2 separate regions of the Mus musculus genome follow, and region 2 is linked to region 1. Evidence: chromatin loops called from intact Hi-C (ENCODE). Cell type or tissue: left cerebral cortex. All regions are shown on one strand. Each heading gives the region's core, and the rest is flanking DNA. Links, peaks and the distances in the headings are about the cores only.

The links. Peaks named below come from ENCODE experiments on the same cell type or tissue, not always from the same donor. Only the 100,000 strongest peaks of a DNase experiment are listed, where the experiment ranks them.
Region 2: a loop joins it to region 1, with 2.4 times the contacts of the local background. A loop is called at or near these places in 5 of 42 quality-filtered maps.

The regions. Positions count from the first base shown.
Region 1 is chr8:46,809,595-46,813,480 of GRCm38, reverse strand. All of the region lies in intron 5 of Irf2 (interferon regulatory factor 2), which reads right to left. Among named protein-coding and RNA genes, the nearest start is that of Gm39170, 19 kb to the left of the region's middle. In left cerebral cortex, for the core only: no CTCF peak of the experiment used is centred there; a DNase peak (open chromatin) is centred at 2,029; H3K27ac peaks cover 1,737 bases.
Region 2 is chr8:46,737,973-46,741,858 of GRCm38, reverse strand. It overlaps Irf2 (interferon regulatory factor 2), which reads right to left and starts at 2,114. Exons shown (of 9, transcript NM_008391.4): 1 at 1,923-2,114. It overlaps Gm16675 (predicted gene, 16675), which reads left to right and starts at 2,344. Exons shown (of 3, transcript NR_045750.1): 1 at 2,344-2,697. In left cerebral cortex, for the core only: a CTCF peak has its summit at 2,288; DNase peaks (open chromatin) are centred at 1,678, 2,291, 2,610, 3,045 and 1 more place; H3K4me3 peaks cover 2,307 bases; H3K27ac peaks cover 1,830 bases.

The sequences.
Region 1 (3,886 bases), core at 571-3,070:
CTGATTAAATTAAGCCAGTTTCCATATTCATTCAGAGGAAACCAAATAACGCTGACCTCTAGGCCTTCACTCATGAAGCATCCCTTCCTAAGGAGTGAGCATTATCTGATCTGGGCCACATTTCCCTCCCCAGGGTCAGGCTCAAGTTCTGCAGCTCCCAGAAGAGTTCTCAAACTCCAGAAAGCCATGCCATCTTGGGAAAATGACTCATCCCCTATGCCTGTACTTCCTAGATAGGGAAAAGGGGAAAACTCTGACCATCCCAGGAAGAGCTAAATAAGGGAATAGTATCATTTAGAGGAACTAAAAATTGTCAACACCTACCACCCTGCCTACTGTTAGCCTTATCGTCCTTGGTCTTGCCTATATGGAACAGAGCAATCTGTTGTACCAGGGCAATCTGTTCCATGGTATTTTCTGAAACGCATACATTCACTGTTCAGTCTGAGACTGCTTACTAACGTTTCTCTTATTCTAATTTTCTTAGGTCAGACAGGTAGCGCCACAGAGGTAGTTTATTTTAGTGATGTGTGGCCCACTGAGCACACAGAATATACTCTCAGATAGACAGTGATAAAAATGAAGATATTTTAGAGGTGTAGCTCTTCCAATTAGATGGCCTTACAAAATGTAACTGAAGCCCAGAACATGATGGGTCAGTGGTGGGCAGGACCACACCTTGACCAGCACTGTGTAGATAGATGTTCATGTTCTCTGTCTTCTATTTAAACTTTTATTGCCTTTCGGGACCCTGAAGATGGTGGCCTTTCAGGTTCTTAAAGATGGACCTGAGGGTTTACCGGATCTTTCTGTTCTTCTCCACAATGTTGTCATATTGAAAAAAAATCTCAATTTTCAGTTTTCTACTATTAATTTGGCTCTTTTAAGTGGCTATTGAGGATGGGCGACCAAACATGGCTTGCAGAACAGGCTTCGAGATGAAAGCGTGGTCTAACAAATTATTAGGATGGTGTGAAATCTCACTGGGAGACAAGTTTCCCCATTGGTTGGGGGCTTTTCCTTCTCCCTGCAAGAGATTTCTGGGGAAACGTCCCATTTCTTTGGGGTCCACTGTTTGAATTGTCTGTTCACTTCTCTTCAAAAATACCTTCATTTCTGCCAAGCCAGTTACAACACCCCAGTTTCTGTTTGAGGTGGAATTTGTCTGTGTTTAGATGAACACAGGTTGGAATGAAGGAAAGTTAGAACATATTTATTGTCAGCTATCCATGCATAAAAAGCATTTTCTTCAAACCCCTTGACTTTGGGAAGAGCTGGCACAACCAACTTCATCTTGGTTTGAGATAAGGGTTTATCATGAAGCCCAGACTTCCCTTAAACTTAATATCCCCCTGCTCCAGCCTTGTCAAGGCCAGACTGACAGGAAAACACTACCATGCCCAGTGACTCCATTTTAACTCTGACAACGTCCTCCCTCCACGGATCCTTGGAGAAACTATTTTCTGAAACAGCAAGGAACATACAGTGAATGTGTCCATGGCCCAGTATGGCTGGTGGTTGTTTTATTTTATGAACCAGGATTTATTGTAGCACAGGCTGACTTCAAACTTCCTATGTAGCCTAGGTTTACCTTAAAATTCCTGACCCTCTACCTCCACTTCCCAGTTGCTAGGATTACAGGGCATATGCCATCAAACCTGGCACAGCTTACATACTTAGACTTTTAACAAAAAAGTAGACTATTAATCCTTTATTAAAGACAATCTTTTAACTGTAATGATCCCAAAGCCATTGTGGAATTAACTTTGGAATCATTCTGCAGATCGATCAATGCCTTTAGCAACTATAAACCCCAGAATTGGGAAAAACCCACCGGCCTGATACACGTTCTACTATAACACTGCATGCAAGACAAATGCAAAAGATAGCTACATCCAAAGGTTAGGCTGCACTAAGTATGATTCATCAGCCTTCCGCTGAAGGAACAATGTCCCTTGAGGAACACAGTGTTAATCATAGCTTTGTTACACAAGGATTTCATAACAGATGCTCCTGAGCAGGAGCTCCACCCACGTGGCTTCATTTAAGGCCGCTCACTTCCTGGATGAACATGGCTAAGTCTCACCAGGGCTGTGCCTACCACATTTTAGTGGCCCCACGAGGCTGATGTAACCAAAGCTACCCTTTTCTTACGAGGACCCCCACATGCCACCCACCCTAGGAAGCACATTTCCTTACATTCCTACAGCCCCGGGATGCTGCATGTCTCAGCCTTGACTGCTTCACCGGAAGTAGTGTGTCTGTCTTAAAGAGACATAACGTAACGGCCAGCCATATAACCTTTGGTATTTGATACTGAATGGAATATAGTGGTTACGTGTGGGGAAAATATAGTGAAAAGTAAATGTTATTCTGCTGTTGTTTTTCTACTCGCTGCAATTATGAAATTAAATCTGTACTGTAAAGCCCCTGACTCCCACCATACAGAATAAATATATCTGCGTTTTTAATAAATGTTCATGCTCCCACTCAGTTATCAGATATGTATAGTTTGCTCTATGCTAGTCACTGAATGCTGTGAACATACTAAATATGAGACAATCACACCTAAGAGTACAGTGAATTCTTCAAACTAGGTATTTGTGGTGGGAAAAAAAAGTTATACATCTCTTACTGAGATGTAGAGATATATTTGGGACACTCAAAATGCAGGTCTAAAAATATCACCATGGAAAACAGTATGGCTAATAATTAGTTTTTTTATAATCATAGGGAGAAAATAATGCTGTGTTTTGTTTTGTTTTATAAAAAGAGACATAGAAAATGTCCCTAGACTGAAAGCAAGGTCACTCGTGGTGGCTGTGGTGGCTCTGGTCCATGATCCAGTACTAGACAGGCTGAGGGCAGAGAGCTGCTGCAAGTCTGGGGCTAGCCTAGGCTACACAGTGACACTGTGTCTCAAAGAAAAACCAACCAAGCAAGCAAAGAAAGAAAGAAAGAAAGAAAGAAAGAAAGAAAGAAAGAAAGAAAGAAACAAAGAAAGAAACAAAGAAAGAAAGAGAGGAAGGAAGGAAGAAAGAAAGGAAGGAAGGAAGGAAGAAAGAAAATTCTGGGTTCCAGAGGACCTGGGCTCAATTCCCAGCAACCACACGGCAGCTCACAACTGTCAGCAACTCCAGTTCCAGATCTGACTGCCTCACACGGACAACACCTACGCCAAACACCAACGCACAGGAAGTAAAAATAAACCATTAAAAGGTATTATTTTTAAAAAAGAAAAATTCTTGAGATACAGCAAAAAGTTCCTATGGGGTTCTCAGGTAAATTTCTCTTTCTTTTCCGAAACAAAGTTTTCTTCAAATTATATGGTGCAGGACAATCACCCTCAAGATCTCCCTAACTTAGCCTCTTGGATGCTGGGATTACAGATATGTGCTCTCTACCACACCCAGCTGATGGTGTGGGTATTAGTTAAGGTAATATATACATATATATTACAGATACAAATAGACATATATAAAATATATATTACACGTATATATGTATAACTATATTACAGATATATATGTATATAAAACTGTAGTACCATTTCTGTGATAATAGGAAAACTGAGCATTGGCTAGATATTTAACGATACAGAGGGATTCCTGTCAAATTCATCAGCTAAAATAATGACAGCATGGTATTTTTAAAGGGCATGTACTTTTAAAAATATATAGTGAAATGCTTACAGAAGAAACATCATATTTGAGATTTGCCTGAAAATATTTTGACAACTATCACAAATTGTTTCTGTAGTCAAAATGGGTCAAATATCTATGATGATATTGAAAGTGAGGGAAAGGATGGAAGCACTGATGAAGCAAATCTGGTCAAGAATTGATTGATATTAAAATTAGAGGGTGATCTACAGTAAATCTTACTC
Region 2 (3,886 bases), core at 874-3,373, 72 kb after region 1:
ACCAACAAACAAAACTAATAAATGACTTCAGGCATGACAACAAGCTCCCAAGCTCCCGTGATTCCTGAAAATGCACAACAGGAAATGTAACTGTCCTCCACCCTCAGGAGCCATTCATCAAGAGCAGCCCGGAGTCCCAGCCACAGGGAGGCGAGTGGCAGAAAGCTAACCCCAGGACTACTTTGCCTCCCTGGTACAGACACAACCAAGGAAGGACAAGGAGTGCCCACGCGGGAGGGAGGAGGGGACAAGAAACATGTCCCCCAAGTTTCAAACACACTGGGCTTAAGGACCTGCAAACCCGCTCGCAAACGAGTGACAAGGTGGCCTGCCAATCCCAGGGGTCTTATTTACATCCGACCACCAAGGATCTCGCCTCCACCGACTGATCCGGGCGTCTCACCTGGGGCCCGAGCACAGTCCTGGCTCGCGGCGGAGGCTACTAGCCTCCTTCCCTTCCCTGCTCCTAAGGGGCGAGGGACTGAGGGTGGCAAACGGTCCGAGAGCCGGGGCCCAGCGGACAGCGTCCGGGGAGCCGGGGCCCTGAGCTCTCGCGAAGGCTTCCCGGGCCGCTCAGGGGAGCCGGCCCCCAAGGCCGAGCGACAGGGACTAGCTGGGCACCGCGATTGGCCGCGGCCCGCATCGCTCGCCCAGAGAGCCGGGCCGGCGGGGCGGAGAGGAAGTGGTGGCTGCCGCTCTGCACCAACCATGTTCGGCCGGCGGGCGAATGTCACCCGGCGCCCGGAGCGGGTCGGAGGGCACAGGGCGGGCACTCATTCCCACCACGTCCCGGAGACCCCAAGCGTTCGTCAGCCTCACCCCCAACCCCATGCTAGCCCGCCGGGCGCCGCTCGGTCCCCGGAGGTTCCCCGCCCCCACACCTCGCCCGTTCCGTAGCCAAGGCGGGTCGGGGCCCAGCGCGCCAGGCCGGCCCCGGGGGCGCCCGCGGGGACCCGGAGGCACTCGCAGCTAGGCCGCGCCGGGGTGGGTGACCCCTGAGCGCGGAGCCCTCCGGGGACGCGCCTCCGAGGCGCCTCACGCGCTGGGACAAGTGCAGTGACAAAGCCCGGAGGCCAGGCCAGACGCTGGCCGGCGGGGAGGAGGACGCGACGTTCCTGGCGTGTGGCGGCGGCCCAGTCCCCAGGAAGCCGGGCGCGCCGGCCAGGCCCGCGCCCAGCCGCGCGCGGAGCCCGCCCGGCCCGAGTGTCCACTGGCACCAGACGCCGGTCACCCGACCCCAAGCCCCGCGGGCGAGCGCATCCTGGGACCGCCTTAGGGCAGCCTTCAAGTTTACAGTGGTCACTGCCCGGGCACGGGCATCTAGGGACCGCGGGTGCCAGTCTATTTACACCAGAGACCGCCGGGAAAGAAGGGCCGCTGGGCACCGAGAAGAACCCGGTTCCCTTCCTCGGACCTGGTGGCGACAGTGTCTGTAAACACTCATACACATACAACACACACACACACACACACACACCAATTTTATTTTAAATGAGGCCGGACTCCAACGGACCTGTACCCACAACACACGACACCTGGAGCGCAGAATCACACAGAGCAGATCTGTGTCCATGGAGCCACCTCTTCTCATCTGCAAATCCAAAAGTGAAATTAAACCTTCACTAACCTCCTCCTCCTCCCTCTCTACCTCCTCCTCTTTGCAGCCTCAGCAGCCCCAGTACCAGCGGCAACAGCAGCAGACCCCTGCTTCCCCTAAAATCAGATGATCCATAACTGCGCCGACTCTTCCTCCAAAAATCGGTATTAATATTTATGAACCCCGGCATTTTTCCGTCTGCAAAACATCGTGTCAAAGCATCAGGACGCACATACATACATAGCTCCTCCTGTCCCCGTCAACATGCCCTCGAGAGAAAACACACGCACAGCCACAACTATTATTTGAAAAAAAAAAATGTTACCTCTCAATGTGCTTTTTTTTTTCCACGCTACCAATACAATCCCGCAAGGTGTGAGTGTTGTTAGGGTGTGTAAAATGGAAATGAAAGCCCGTCAGTTGAATAATCGCAGGAGCAAAACTAAAAGTTAGTCCCCGGCTTGCCTGAGAACAGTCCAGATCGAAAGCAAAACAAGGAGAGGAAACTGCGAGGAGCCGAGGCTGGAAATCCCCCCCACCCCCGCCCTCTCCCGGCCCCGCTCCCTCCCTCGCTCCCCCTCCGCCCTCCTCCCTCCCCGCCCTTCCTCCCCAGTGTTTGTTTCAAGCTTGTGCAACCCGGAGGTGGAGGCAGAGGGAGGGCTCCAGCCGCCAGCCTGGAGGTGCGGAAGTTCGCCGCCGCTGTTCATTGGCGGCCGGCACGGCTTTCATCATTTCTCGGAAAAGTCAATTTCATTTTCACTTCCCCACGTCGCGGCTGCGGGGAGCAACAAGCGGCAGCGCGTGTGAGCGTGGGGATCGCGCCGAAGGGCGCGCGCTTTTCACCGGGGCCACGCTGGGACTGTGGGGCACCAGAAGTGGTGGACGGGGCGCTGGCTTGGGAGCTGGCCACCAGCTGGTGGTGGCCGTAGGGAAGGAAGGAGATGACCTGACTCTACATCCTACCTGAAGGGTGGAGATGGACCAGAGAGAGCCCCGGAAGCCTGGGGACCCTTCCCGACCTGTGGCTTAAGTGCTCAGAACCGCTGTGCACAGGCTGCATATACAAACTCATCTTGGAAAGTCGCCCGCTGCAAAGGAATGTAAGGAACGAAGTCAGCTGAAAAGACGGCATTACTTGTGCCCCTACTTTATTGGATCTCCTACTGGGGAACGGGGGGGGGGGGGGGGTTTGAGGGGGGTTGAAGGGCCAGCCTGGCACTCAGTGTGGAAGCTAGGATGGTTAGGAAGGCCTTCCCCTAGAAAGTCACTCTCCAAAGTTACTTCATGTCTTTGCCATAACCGGTCCAGTTCCTGCAAAATGCAAGGGTTTGAGTTACATGAACTTAAACTGTCTTGATTGGGACTGAACCTGGAGGGAACGCTGCCTGTTAACTCCTAAATTTGGCTGTCCTTATTGGTTGAACATCCTTGGCTGCTGTCCTCTGTGCTGTTCCGTGGAGACAATACTGAATGCAAGAAGAGGGCCCAGTACCTATGACAGGTGCAGCGGCCTATGGGCTCTACTAGGCCAGCTCGCTTGGAACCTCTTGCTGTTTGGTCACTTAACTTTAAAAGTATTCCCTTACATTTAGTTACACCTGCTTCTTGCCTGGCTTACAGTTTCCTCAGCCCACCACCTGCCTTCTCTAACCACTGGGGAAAGCATCCCACCCTAGGAGACTGTCACTATCTATGTGTAAACATCTGAAAAATAATTCTACCTCCTCTTTGCCATAGAATTAGTGGATTCCACAGACAGGGATAAAGGAAAGTATGCATGCCCTTGTAGAAGGAGAGCAGTGAGATTAAGGACCCTGTCTTGTGGCCTCAAAATAGATCCTTCCTGCACAGTGTCCTTTATTTCTCCCATAATAACACTGCACACTCCTTGCATTTATATTTCATATATCAGTAACCACAGGGATATACACACTGCATGGTAGTTGTATGTCTTTACCCACCAGGCACCTAAGTTAAAAGCCTAATAACCACAGGTCATTATTTTCTGGCTTTGTGTGTGTATGGGTGAGTGTGGTACATGTGTGCATGTGTGCATGTGTACTCACGGAGGCCAGAGTGTCCTGCTCAGCCCTTCTCCACGGTGTTGATTGGAGACAGGGTTTCTCACTGAACCTAGAACTAGGCTGGTAGCCAGCCACTCCAGCAATCTTCATGTCTCTGCCAGCCACAGCACTGGAATGAGGTGGGCACAGAGCCAGACCTGGCTTTTCAAGAGTCTTGGGGATTTGAACTCAACTCCCCATTGCTTGCTCAGCAAGCCCCCTTCCC